Regions from separate parts of the Homo sapiens genome. Here all the other regions are linked to region 1. The links are chromatin contacts, found by Hi-C or POLR2A ChIA-PET in ENCODE. All regions are on one chromosome and are shown on one strand. Each heading gives the region's core, a stretch centred on a gene start or an enhancer-like site at or near the end of the contact. The rest is flanking DNA. Distances are from core to core; before and after follow the strand shown.

Evidence for each region. Hi-C counts contacts between places; a loop is a spot of excess contacts on that map. ChIA-PET counts read pairs that join two places held with the same protein, here RNA polymerase II (POLR2A). Pooled maps may share reads with other maps.
Region 2: a pooled map shows a loop between it and region 1 (2.5-fold over the local background). The contact joins two enhancer-like sites. A Hi-C loop is called at or near these places in 4 of 50 pooled maps. POLR2A ChIA-PET finds 5 or more read pairs at or near these places in 2 of 52 experiments (OCI-LY7 and WTC11).
Region 3: a loop to region 1 is called in a pooled map, with 2.1 times the contacts of the local background. The contact joins two enhancer-like sites. A Hi-C loop is called at or near these places in 1 of 168 maps with a recorded cell type or tissue (Caco-2) and 7 of 50 pooled maps. POLR2A ChIA-PET finds 5 or more read pairs at or near these places in 2 of 52 experiments (A549 and activated CD4-positive, alpha-beta T cell).
Region 4: a loop to region 1 is called in a pooled map, with 4 times the contacts of the local background. The contact joins two enhancer-like sites. A Hi-C loop is called at or near these places in 23 of 168 maps with a recorded cell type or tissue (HCT116, IMR-90, Right ventricle myocardium inferior and 15 more) and 16 of 50 pooled maps. POLR2A ChIA-PET finds 5 or more read pairs at or near these places in 14 of 52 experiments (A549, A673, AG04450 and 9 more).

The regions. Positions count from the first base shown.
Region 1 is chr4:128,453,173-128,456,513 of GRCh38, reverse strand. The region is part of intron 1 of LINC02615 (long intergenic non-protein coding RNA 2615); the gene reads right to left. Among named protein-coding and RNA genes, the nearest start is that of LINC02615, 27 kb to the right of the region's middle. Within about 2 kb of position 2,078, at least 5 of the 41 ENCODE cell types and tissues checked have a DNase peak (open chromatin) inside an H3K27ac peak, as active enhancers do.
Region 2 is chr4:128,714,922-128,718,141 of GRCh38, reverse strand. No RefSeq gene overlaps it. Among named protein-coding and RNA genes, the nearest start is that of JADE1, 93 kb to the left of the region's middle. Within about 2 kb of position 1,572, at least 5 of the 41 ENCODE cell types and tissues checked have a DNase peak (open chromatin) inside an H3K27ac peak, as active enhancers do.
Region 3 is chr4:128,775,061-128,778,526 of GRCh38, reverse strand. No RefSeq gene overlaps it. Among named protein-coding and RNA genes, the nearest start is that of JADE1, 33 kb to the left of the region's middle. RefSeq lists an enhancer at 2,109-2,630. Within about 2 kb of position 1,646, at least 3 of the 41 ENCODE cell types and tissues checked have a DNase peak (open chromatin) inside an H3K27ac peak, as active enhancers do.
Region 4 is chr4:128,821,574-128,824,819 of GRCh38, reverse strand. All of the region lies in intron 1 of JADE1 (jade family PHD finger 1), which reads right to left. Among named protein-coding and RNA genes, the nearest start is that of JADE1, 13 kb to the right of the region's middle. Within about 2 kb of position 1,644, at least 3 of the 41 ENCODE cell types and tissues checked have a DNase peak (open chromatin) inside an H3K27ac peak, as active enhancers do.

The DNA of each region.
Region 1 (3,341 bases), core at 829-3,328:
GAAGTAGCCAAAAGCAAATAAGCTGCCCGTGGGGCCTGCCTTGTTTTGCCACATGCCCTCAGCATAATAGTGAAAGGACTAGAGGAAGGCCAAGGCCACAGCCAAGAAACTGCAGCATCTGGCAGCTATCTGGCTTTCATACCCCGTGTGCCCCCCTTGCCCTGCTCCAGATGGCTTGGCTGCATCAACCAGGGATGCTGCCAATGCACTGGGCAACAGGTGAGGAGCTCATTGCTGAATATGTCATGGCGCCTAGAAGTAGCACCAAGAGGTAGCACTCGAGAATCTGTCTTTGGATTAAAATGCAAGCTTGAGACCTTATTAAGGAAGACTTGACTATAACAAGGAGACTGGTATCTAACTCAGCCACTCCCCTCCCTCAGCCTAGTCCAAACCAAGCTGCGCTATGCAAAATACATGGCATCATGGTTCAAATGAAGGATCTGTACCTCTTTCCCCAAGTTTCTGGAATCATTGAAGATTGAGTGTAAATTATCACTCTTATGTGTATTCTCCAAGCTTCATGACTGCTTTCTTGTAAAGAAGAAAAGAGGTTCCTTTCTCTCTTCCTAGAGTCTGAGCAACTCACCAGGGTAGTACCCTGACAGCAGGATATCCAGCATCGTTGAGCCTTCCTTTGTATGGGGAAAGGGACAATATGTCAAATTTGGTGTCTACCACATCCACGGTCCTCCTGAAGGGAACAACCATGCCCATAGCCCAGGCTGGGGGACAGCCCTGCACAGGTCTAAAAGTGACTCAAAGGTGGCCAAGCAGAGCCTAACTCATCCCCTGGGAGATGGCCTGGCCTCCAAAGCTCTGTCCAGACAGGAAGAATGCAATTAACTCAGCCAATGAGTCTCTCTTCCCTTCCTCCTTCCCTTCCCCCTCCACACTTCCCTCAAAATTAACCAGGAAATACAGGGAAAATAGTCTCTGAATTGTTAGTGGGACCAGAAGCTAAAAAGATGTACCCAGAGAGCAGGTGCCATGTAGGAAAGCTATGGGACAGAGGGTATGAGGGTGTCAAGGTCAAGACTAAGCTGAAGAAATGAGTTAAGGAAAAGGTACACAGAGTTGAAGGTGAGGCCAAGCAGCCGTAGTGGTGTACACAGAGGCCAAGTCCCTGTGCTGGATAGGATGGGGATAGGCCCACAGCTGAGCTGTGCTGGACCCTAGACTGTTGCTGAGCCCAGCTCCAGCCTCCTGTGGCATTTTGCACACTACTTACCCATGAGAGTCCTGTCTCTAACCCCCAACAGCTGCCAATAACCCCCAACAGCAAGGCTGCCTCAGTGTATTCCAGCTCTTGCCCTCACACTTCCTAGCATGACGAGGGCCAGTTTCCACAGATAGTTGGACAGTGGCCAGGCTAGACCAGCCCTGACACTCCTTCACCCATGTCACCAGATGCTTCTCATATCAGGCACATGACACCTAGCACGTAAGGTTATATTGCTCCTTATTGTTCAGGGTTTGATGCGATCTCAACAGCTATTTGTTGTGTAAAATATTTTTAGCATGAGATTTCTATGTGTATGGGGGACCTGGAGGAACAGTTAGGGAAGAAGAGAATTATCCTAGCAGCCGACTGTGTCACATTCTTGATGATGTGGTCAGTGCCCTGCCCACATACATGCTCAAAAAATAATTGTCAATAATGCCGTCTTCATCCCACCTTCCTGTGTTTATAAAAGACAAGTGCAGAGAATTGAAAATGAGGTCTCAGGGGATCCCAGGCAATTGAAACTCTTCCTTCCTCCCTCAGGGAGTGAATCAGAGAACACGTAAGTGCACTCATGTGGTCTTCATAGAGAGATACTGCACAGGGCAGTAGATTTCAGGGAGGAAAAGAAAAGAAAAACCTTTTCAAGTCCATTTAAAACAATCCATGCAGCTGTTTCCTGAACTCTTCCAGAAGAACTGAAATACAAAACGCTACCTCTTCCCTCCATCACCTCCCCCCCACCTCCGCCCTCCTAACTGGCTTTCAGGTGACGCAATGATGAGACCTCTGCGGTGAGCTCTCATCTGGAGGGATGCAGAAAGCCAACGGAGCATGGGGTGCTGCCACCTCTTGGATGTTCATAGCCAAAGCAAGTCTCTGTCCCAGAAAGGATGTATTTCGGTGATATTATGAAATGTTAACGGGCAATCTGTTCTGAAATAATTGCTCAGTGTGTTGGCCTCCTTTTCCATTTTAGAATTTCAAAGGCATTGCAGGCCGAAAGCAGTGCCAGCCTGTTAGTGGTACCTACACTGATTAAATCCAGCCCATCATAACCACAGCTACACAAAAGCTCTTTTTCCCAATTAATGAAATGCAATTAATGGTATCATTGAAAAACTCCTGCCACTTCAATTTAAAGCTATTTAGAGCTTCAATTTAGAACTGTGTGCATATTTTAGAACATGCTTTTTTTTTTTTTTTTTTTTTTTTTTTAGCTGACACGATTAACAGCACCTAATTTCTGGGATACGCCCAAGTTTCAGTAGGGGAAAAAAAGAATGTTTACCAGAAACATACACAATAATAATGGCCTCCTTTCCCTTCCTTTCCTAAACACACAAACACACACACACACACACACAGAGGCTCACACACGTGCAACCCAGTTCAGTTCCAGTTATTCAACTGTTACAATGTCTCCCTCCCTTGTGGAAAACCTGATAGGTCTATGTTGGAAATATCTAGGGTGCTCTGATGTAGGATACAAATTCCAAGGCCTTTATTGCATGATGGTCCTTTTGAAATATTTATATTGATCGGCCCAGTTCCTGAGAGGAAATAGGTTGTTTCTCTTATTCTCCCAGGTATAGGTCATTTGAGCAGTTGGGCTGTCATTTTTTTAATCTCCACATTTCCCTAAGGATAGTGAGAGGATGATTTAAACGGCAACATTAGCTGCTTTAGGCTAGATTTTCAAAGCTACACCAGGGGAGTTAAAAGCCCAAATCCTGTTATTGTTACAGGATTAATGCACAGAAATCCCAGAATACCACTTTGGAATTGTAGCCAAGGAATATTATTTTAATGTACTATGTGTTATTTTTAGACTCAGATATAGCCCAATTATCAGCTGGTGTATCAAAAATGAGACAAGACAGATAGCTGTCTTGTCTTTAATCCAAAATTCCAATGATGTTTTTGGTGTTTGTGTTTTCTCACCCCTTAGAAATCTGGATATTTGGAGGAAAAAGGTAAAAGATAGAAACTACAGCAGCTACCTCCTACCTGCTTGGTTGCTATAGAGGCTGCTTCTTAGAGTACTGGTTCTATAGAATATTTTAGCACGGTTTTCCCCTCCCCCACCCAGGGGAGGCAGGTGGTAGGAAAAGGA
Region 2 (3,220 bases), core at 323-2,822, 260 kb before region 1:
GCACCACCATGCCGGGCTAATTTTTGTATTTTTCATAGAGACAGGGTTTCACCATGTTGACCAGGCTGGTCTCAAACTCCTGACCTCAGGTGATCCACCCTCCTCAGCCTCCCAAAGTGCTGGGATTACATATGTGAGCCACCGCACCCAGCAGGTGTAGATCTGATGGACACAGCAATGAGAGGGTCCTAAAGCAAGTCTTGATAAGTGCATAGTTGTTTGATAAGAGAACTATTTGCCCAGGTAAGTGAATTTATTGCCCTGAGAAGAGGGCCATTTGCCCACATGAGCAACTTTCAAATAAATTGATTTTCAGGAATTTCCTGACACAAACAGTGAAATTATTTATTGCTCTACAAGTTTATCTTCCTGGGCAAGAATTTACTAGAGCAAACAGTAAGTCATGTTGCTACAGGTGGTCTCATTTCTCTGACCTGATAGCTAAGCTAATGGAACCAATTCTCATTGTCTAACATGGACTTGAACACTAGCAAAAGCTCAACATTAAATAAGATATTGAATTAGGAAAAAAAGAGGGGGAAGTATGGGGCCAGTCAACAAAGGAATGTGAAAAATAATTTCAAGGAGGCTTGGATAGTTGCCTGCCTTCTCCAGAACAGTGGGATTAAAGGACTTCAAAGTTCAACTTCTGCCCCAAACTGTCCAGATACACCTAAACTCATAGAAGCAGAGTTCTCTTCCAGGGAGAGAAGGTTCAACTGCAACTTATGTAGACCTGATGAACCTATTTGACTGGTCTAAGATGCTTAGATCTAATGGTGTGTTCCTCGAGGGCTGAATCTGCTCGTTCAATTTTGTATCCCTAGCCTAGGACACAGAGACATTAAGTCCTCAATTCATGCAACTGGAAATGAATGAGACTATACTAAAGGTAATAGATTGGCTCTGAATGGGGAGGTAGGTAGATCATATATAGGTATAGATTTGCCTGGTTGATAAAAAGCCCGTGTTTAAGAAGCTAAGCATTAACCACATGGGGAATTTTGGACTAAGAAAAGACCATGAAGATGCTTAAAGGACACAGAAACAGATGAGATAAAGGAAAGAGCAGAGAAGAAGAGGAGGCACCTGATAATTTAAAAATCTTGTATTTACATAGCACTTTTTAATGTATTTTTATTTATGTTATTTTATTGATCTGTACAACATTCTTGTAAGCAAAGTAGAACAAGGATCATTATCACCATTTTATGGACAAGAAAGTTGCGGCTCAGAGATGGTTAAGTGTCTTGCCCAAGGTCACAACACTAAAATTGCAGATGGGCTCTTGGGCCTAGATCTTCTAAAGCATTTTGCAACTGTTAAGATTTGGAAGCAGAACTAAAACTGTGAAAAGAGTGAGAGAAGTGTTTCTCTTTACCCCTCCAACCATAAGGACCAAGGTTTGCCGAGTTGTAAGTTCTGTAAATAGACAAGAGTGTGCTGTGAACTGTAATTGAATGGGAACTGCCAATGGAGTTGTCAGACCCTGTACACTGTGCCTGGGTGCCCTGAACATAGCCTCTGAACCACCAGAAGTCTACACTGCCATCATTTAAGCACAGATGACTGTTTTTATGCCAAAGTCCTGCGTGGCCACGTGTTTCCACAGGCAGCAAAATTTTAGTATCCCTGTCTGGCTGGGCTTAAGTTTTTGGCAAGAATTCCCTCTTCCCTTGTGAACATCTTGGAAAGCTTTTAACTGAGCACAAAGATGTTTATTTTGAGAAGCAAAAGGGACTAACTAAATACGTCCAAAACCAATCTCTACCTCTCCCACCAGATGATCCTTACTTTTATCATGTAAGATATTTTGCTACCTCCACCATCTAATAGGCAGAGTACACAGGTGATACTATCGGGACTGCTCTGAAGAAAATGGTGACTTCTAGCCCTGGAGAGGTATTAAGAGTCTAGGGTGAAAAAGCATTGAGGGAAGTAGAAACGGACAGCAGTGGTGGTTGTAGGAGGGGAAGAGTGGTACTGTTATGAAACTGAACAACCAAACGTTATGTGGGTGCCCCCCAATTGCCCGATTATTTCTCAAGTATCTTTTTGGAATGGTTTTTACTCTGGTTTTAGAAGGAATCATGTCCACACATAGAATATAATTTGGCAGGCCTTAATAATAGTGTCAAATATCACATGGTCAATAACTTTTGGGGCATGTTGATATAAAATCGTGTCATTTTAGAATTATAATATACCTTAGGGTAACTGGTTCAAGTTTCTCATTTGAGAGATGAGGAAACTACGAATCAGAAAGTTAATTGACTCTCTTGAGGTCATACATACTTCAGTGGTAAACCTAGGGTTGTAAGGCAAAACTCTCGATTTTTGTGGTTATTGCAGTGTATTGTGAAATAGCTTTTCTGAAAGCTAACATTTCTTGTTTTTATTTTTTATTTTTTTTTCTTTCCACACTGAGTTTCTCACTCTTTTAAAACGCTATCAAACTTCCCTTCCAGTGCGTGAAGGGACCTAACAAAGAAAAGGCTGAAGTTAGCACAGGGAAAAGTACCTCTTCTAAAAGTTTGGCTCAGGGACACCAACTTCAAAATTTCCCTTGAAGTATTTAATAGAATTATGGTAGTTGGGGGGCAGGGGGAGTGACTTAAAATGGAGAGAAAAGGCCGGGCATGGTGGCTCATGCCTATAATCCCAGCACTTTGGGAGGTGGAGGTGGGTGGATCACTTGGGCCCAGGAGCTCAAGACGAGCCCAGGCAACATAGCGAAACCCTGTCTCTACCAAAAATTGCAAAAAATTAGCTCGGCATGGTGGTTCATGCCTGTAGTCTCAGCTACTCTGGAGGCTGAAGTGGGAGGATCGCTTGAGCTTAGGAGGTTGAGGCTGCAGTGAGCTGTGATGTTGCCTCTGCACTGCAGACTGGGTGACAGAATGAGACCCTGTCTCAAAAAAAAGTGTGTGTGTGTATGTGTGTGTGTGTGTGTATTGGAGGTGGTGAATGAATGTCTCATAAGTGAGAAGACAGATCCCTGAGGGTCTGGGGACAAATGAAAGCACACTGGTTTAGATCAAGATGAAGTCTGAATTTCTTCATAGTGAAAATTGCAAAAAATTTATGATTAGGTCCTTGAAGTTACTGTTTGTCTCAGCTAAACAGAGCCCTTTTTGAGGTATTAACTGGTATTAGAGAGAATAACATCACTAACCCCAACAGATGGTGTAAACTTATAAATCAGTCTTATCTGGAGAGA
Region 3 (3,466 bases), core at 397-2,896, 320 kb before region 1:
CGCTCTGTCGCCCAGGCTGGAGTGCAGTGGCACGATCTCAGCTCACTGCAAGCTCTGCTCCCGGGTTCACGCCATTCTCCTGCCTCAGCCCCACGACTGGCTGGGACCACAGGCACCCGCCACCGCGCCCGGCTAATTTTTTGTATTTTTTAGTAGAGACGGGGTTTCACCGTGTTAGCCAGGATAGTTTCGATCTCCTGACCTTGTGATCCGCCTGCCTCGGCCTCCCAAAGTGCTGGGATTACAGGCGTGAGCCACCGTGCCTGGCCTGTTAATTATACTCAACTTACAGATGAGAAAACTGAATGCGGCTTGGAGAAAAGTTACTTTCCTTTTAAGTATGCTTACCACTTACTTGTTATAAAAAGATTACATAAAAATATACAAGACACAGGCCTGGCGTGGTGGCTCACGCCTGTAGTCCCAGCACTTTGGGAGGCTGAGGCAGGTGGGTCACAAGGTCAGGAGATCGAGACCATCCTGGCTAACAGGGTGAAACCCCGTCTCTACTAAAAATACAAAAAAAAAAAAAATTAGCCGGGCGTGGTGGCAGGCGCCTGTAGTCCCAGCTACTCGGAAGTCTGGGGCAGGAGAATGGCATGAACCCAGGACGCAGAGGTTGCAGTGAGCCGAGATCATGCCACTGCACTCCAGCCTGGGCAACAGAGTGAGACTCTGTCTCAAAAAAAAAAAAAAGAAAAAAAATATATATATACAAGACACGTACATCAAGTATACAGATGACATTATCAATGGAAAAGCCATTTAGTGTACTAAAGATAGATCAAAGATTCAAACTGATCTTGCCAGGCTAGAACATTAGACTAAAAAGTTAGATACAGCATAGTGTATAAAATGGAAATCCTGCAGTTAGCTACAAAGGTACAGAAAGAAAGGCAACTAGTTTGGCTGGATTTTGTGTAAAAGCAATTTTGTGGATTTGGCTAGCTGTTAGTTTAATATAAGCCAATAGTAGATGCTAAAAACGTGAATAGGACCACTTATAATCATTTCATGATGGTCCTTACCTTATTTGACTTCTTTCCAGTATTTATCACTAGAGACACTTTAAAAATTATCTTCTCTTGTCTTCTGTTCCATCTCATTATCTTTCCATCTCTGAAGCAGATCCTCATGAATATTAAAACTAATAATAGAGTAGCCTTCATTTATTAAGGGTTCTGTGTTAAGTACACATATTACTATTATTTAATCCAACCTCTTAACAGCACTAATGAAATAGGTATAATTCCTCCCCATTTTATAGATGAGAAAACGAAGTGATTTTCCCATGATCCGACAGCTAACGTTAGTAGCACCTAACTCAGTCTCACTTCGGAGCGCATGCTCTTAATCACTGCACTCTTATGTCCCAGGTCAGTTTCTTTCAGAGCTTCATTTTACTTTGCTCATTTTCCTAAGTGTCAGCATTCTTTAGAGTCCTGTCCTCTGTCTCAGCTCTTCTGACTTCAGTACTCTTTGGTTAATCATCAGTAGACATCAGACTTCCACTGACAACTTCTGCATTGATGAATCCTGTAGCAGCTGCTGACAGCTGCTTACCCAAGAGCACTTACCCTCTTCACATTCGTCCTTGCTAGTAGGAGCCTCTATAAGCTTCAGAAGAGGCTGGCCCCATGCCCAACCCTGGCTCCAGGGAGTGAATCATGGTTGGTTTAAACCAAACACAGCTCCTTTTCCTTTTTCTGTGATTTAAGCACTGGGAGAGTGAGCTGAGGAATTTTTGAAAAAGGTTATCCTGGCTCTTAAACAGAAATATTCATTAATGGAAAAATCTCTCCTCTATCACATTGTTGTGTCTGTACGTGATGTCTGGAACTAAGGCAGCTATCTTGGTGCCTTTGTTTGTTTGTTTGTTTGTTTTTTGAGACGGAGTCTCGCTGTGTTGCCCAGGCTGGAGTGCAGTGGCGCGATCTCGGCTCACTGCAACCTCTGCCTCCTGGGTTCAAGCGATTCTCCTGCCTCAGTCTCCCAAGTAACTGGGATTACAGACATAAGCCACCACGCCCAGCTAATGTTTGTATTTTTAGTAGAGACAGGGTTTCACCATGTTGTCCAGGCTGGTCTCAAACTCCTGGCCTCAAGTGATCCATCTGCCCCAGCCTCCGAAAGTGCTGGGATTGCAGGCGTGAGCCACTGAGCCCAGCCTTGGAGCCTTTAATAATTTTCAAGAGTATGAAGAGCACCTAAGGCCAAAATGTTTGAGAATTGCTGACTAGTCCACCCTCCCTCACTGAAACAGTTTCCCACATGTTTGTTTTCTTATTGCTAGTCTGTTCATGGCCAACTGCAATAAGCCCATTCTTTACATTGCTATCAGAATGATCTTTCTAAATGCTAATCAGATCCCCTACTTAATCCTTCAATGGCTCCCTGCGGCTTTTAGCTTAATACCTAACACTCTACTTCTCTAATTTTATTTGTTCCTCTCCTCTTACACACATCCTTCACCCCAGCCATTCACAGTTCATCGAAGTTTCCCATCAGAAATGGTGTTGATTATTCCATGCCTCCCACAGCCTGCTCTCTCTCTTTTTTTTTTTTTTTTTTTTTTTCGGTCTTCAGAGCAGAGATGAAAGAGCTGAGAAACCAATAAGGATGCTTAGATAATCCAGAAGTTAACAACAACAGCAAGCCACTACCAATAGCCAGTCCTAAGGCTGAAGGAATAGAAGGAGATGAAGTCACCAGACCCCAAGGGTCAAGGTTACCCAGGAAAATCTAGAACCAGAATGGTTCTATTCTGCAGGTGCTGGGACCAAGAATGGGGCAGGCCACTGCCAATGGTGCCTTCCAGAGCTGAAGTTCCCCTCCGGCTCTTAACTCCCACTTGACACACCCTATCCCCTCATTCTCTAGCTAGCTACTCATGCTTGTTCTTTAAAATTCAACTTGAGAGCCACTCTCTACAGGAAGCTGCCTCTGAGCCCTCATTGTAATTTACCTGCCCCTCTTCTGTGCTTCCAATGTGTCTTTTATCATAGTGGTTCCTGTACAAGTACTAAGGAAAGAAGACAGCACGGTATGAAGTATGAGAATGAACAAAGTATGCACATGGACAATCCTTTCTTTTTTTTTAGAGACAAGATCTTGCTGTTTTGCTCAGGCTCTTTTGCAGTGACACCATCACTGCAACCTCGTACTCCTGGGCTCAAGGGATTCTCCCACCTCAGCCTGAGTAGCTAGTACTACAGGTGTGCGCCACCACACCCAGCTAATTTTTATAGTTTTTTGTAGAGACGAGGTCTCACTATATTGTCCAGGCTGGTCATGAACTCCTGGGCTCAATCCTTTTTCAAAAGACAGCTTTGTTGAGGTATAAATCACATACCATACAGTTACCCAGTTAAAATACACAATTCAATGGTTTTTAGTATATTCACAGATATGTGCAACCATTGCCACAATTAGAACATTTTCATCACTTCAGAAAGAATACTCTTCC
Region 4 (3,246 bases), core at 395-2,894, 370 kb before region 1:
AAAGTATCAGTTTTATCTACTGTTTCCATTTTTATTTATTTCACTCAAGAAGTTCTAGAAGGTACTCAATTAAAGACCGCTACATACTTTTATATATCACCCAATGCAATACTATGTATTAAAATAACCTACTGGATGAATGCCTTAGTTCCCGTACTGTTACCTTATGTTCACTCCACTTTATTGAATTTGAGATGCTTTTACTTTAATATCTAATTGACCTTTAACTGGAATAACTTCTCCTGTATTCACTTTTAAATTTATTGATGCCCTTCCATTCTGTCAAATAGCTAAAATCTAATACCTAAAGGTACTAAAGAATGTATTTTCAGAAACCAGGTGGTCTTATATAAAACTAAGTATTTTATGAGCTACTCCTTTCTCTTTTATTTTATTTTTTTTGAGTTGGAGTCTCGCTCTGTCACCTAGGCTGGAGTGCAATGGCTCACTCAGCTCACTGCAAGCTCCGCCTCCCGGGTTCACGCTATTCTCCTGCCTCAGCCTGGGACTACAGGCGCCTGCCAACACGCCCAGCTAATATATATATATATTTTTTTGTAATTTTAGTAGAGACGGGGTTTCACCGTGTTAGCCAGGATGGTCTCGATCTCCTGACCTCATGATCCGCCCGCCTCGGCCTCCCAAAGTGCTGGGATTACAGGCGTGAGCCACCGCGCCCTGCCACTCCTTTCTGTTTAAGTTCACATAGTTCAAATTATTTTTTAAACACTAGGTACCTGATAATTTGATTCCTAAATTACTGAACATAGAATACTCCCCCAAAAAGATACATTATATTCTTAATAATTGGTCACTTTTGTCTTCTATGGAATATACAGTTCTAAATACCCAAATATAATGACCTATAACTTCACAATAAAATCTGTCCACCTGCCCCTAAATGAATGTGAAGGAAACCCAGCTGGTTTCTTACCTCAGTTTTTAAAGTAAACATTAATCGCTTAAATATGAAGTTTTCCAACTGGCAACATTATCTAATTCATATGCTCACAGAATCTAAAAATGCTACTATGACTATAACTCAAACACAGATTCTCAATTTAACTAAAGGGTTATATCTAGTCAAAAATAAAGTCATACATTTAACTGACAAATAGCTTAACTCTTAAGCGTTAATGTTTTAATCTTGTCTAAATATCTCAAGCAAAAAAATGTGCTCTTTATAACGTCATACATCAAAACTTATTTAAGGAAAATGCTGGCCCAAGCTAATACAGAACCTCTGGAAGGAGGTAAAACTTACAAATATTCAGCTGACAAGTTTACATTAGCAATAGCCACCTCCTCCAAAAGAAAAAAAATTATGATAACTGACCACATAATAAATAACTATAATATTTACTCTTAGGAGCATTACTCATAAAGCCCATGTACTATAATACATTAGTTCACTTTAAATTCTTTATAAGTTATTTTTGAACTCAGATTTAAAAACCAAGAAAGCATTTCTCAAGACTTTAAGGAATTTTAAATTTGAGTGGTTCTGAATGAATCACAAGCAGCTCTCATTTGCCAATGTATAAATAATCCAATCACTGCTTATGAGCTCTAAGGCAATCTATTAAACCCCTTCCAGGACTCTGTAATTGCTGACTCAATTAAGAGTCAGCAACTGAATAAGAGCAGCTATGACAAAACATTCCAATCATTTGTACTTGGAATGTATTTTTTTAACTTCCCTTGACATGGGAGTAAATGAATTCACAACCAAACAAAAAAGGCAGTCAGTCACCATGGTCTCCAATCTTGAGCTTTTATCCTTATTTCCATCTACTCAGAATTCTTTTCTGTTAGATCTAAATGCTCAGATGTGGAAAGATGCCCAAGACATATTAGGGGAGAAAAACAGGCTAACTGCAGGGAAAAAACCCAAAATATAAGAGCATTTATATATAATAGGAGGAGAGAAAATACCTACAGCAATTGCTTGTATATTCATAGAACATTTCTGAAAGAATATAAATGTTCATAGTGGTCATCTCTGAGAAATGTGACCAAAGGGTTCCAAGACAGACTGAGTTGGGAACTTTTCCTCCTCTTTATGACCTTTAATATGATTTTAACTTTTTTTTTTTTCTTGAGACGGAGTTTCACTCTTGTTGCCCAGGCTGGAGTGCAATGGTGTGATCTCGGCTCACCGCAACCTCCGCCTCCCAGGTTCAAGCGATTCTCCTGCTTCAGCCTCCCTAGTAGCTGGGATTACAGGCATGTGCCACCACGCCCGGCTAATTTTGTATTTTTTTTTTTTCACTAGAGACGGGGTTTCTCCATGTTGGTCAGGCTGGTCTCGAACTCTGACCTCAGGTGATCCACCCGCCTCGGCCTCCCAAAGTGCTGGGATTACAGGCATGAGCCACTGCACCTGGCCATGATTTTAACTTTTTACGATGATTGTGTACTACACTTATAATAGTAAAGATACTTTTTTTTGAGAGACAGAGTCTTGCTCTGTCACCCAGACTGGAGTGCAGGAGCGTGATCTCTGCTAAGTGCAAACTCCGCCTCCCGGATTCAAGCGATTCTCCTGCCTCAGCTTCCCAAGTAACTGGGACTAGAGGCGCACACCACCACACCCGGCCAGTAGTAAAGATTTATTTCTTCCCTGCTCTTCACTATATAAAAGACCTGGAAGCACAACTTCTTGCCCCAGTGCAAAGCACCAGCCTATAACTAACGAGCAACCATCAATAAACTATGTATATGCCACCTCTTTCCTGAGATGCAGTATCAAAGAATTGTCTTGCTTTAAAAGAATATCTGATGCAAAGGTGCAGAAGAAAAAAAAGAGAAAAGGTAATAATGCCATAAAATGCTATTATCCCCTATTTGCTTGATTAGGTCATCACATACTTCAAAAGCTTAAGTTTTTGAAACAGGTAAAAACAGCCAACATTAGAAGGAGGTCACTTAAAATATATGCAATAATAATAGAAAAAAACTAACCCAGACAAGAAAATTAGGGTTTAAACTATACACAGGCTGGGCATGGTGGCTCATGCCTGTAATCCCAGCACTTTGGGAGGCCGAGGCGGGCCAGATTACCTGAGGTCAGGAGCTCGAGACCAGCCTGGCCAACATGGCGAAACCCAGTCTCTACTAAAAATACAAAAATTAGCCAGGCATGGTGGCAGGCACCTGTAATCAGGTTGGTGGTCTCAAACCTAGCAGCTACTCTACTCGGGAGGCTGAGGCAGGAGAATCGCTTGAACCCAGGAGGCGGAGGTT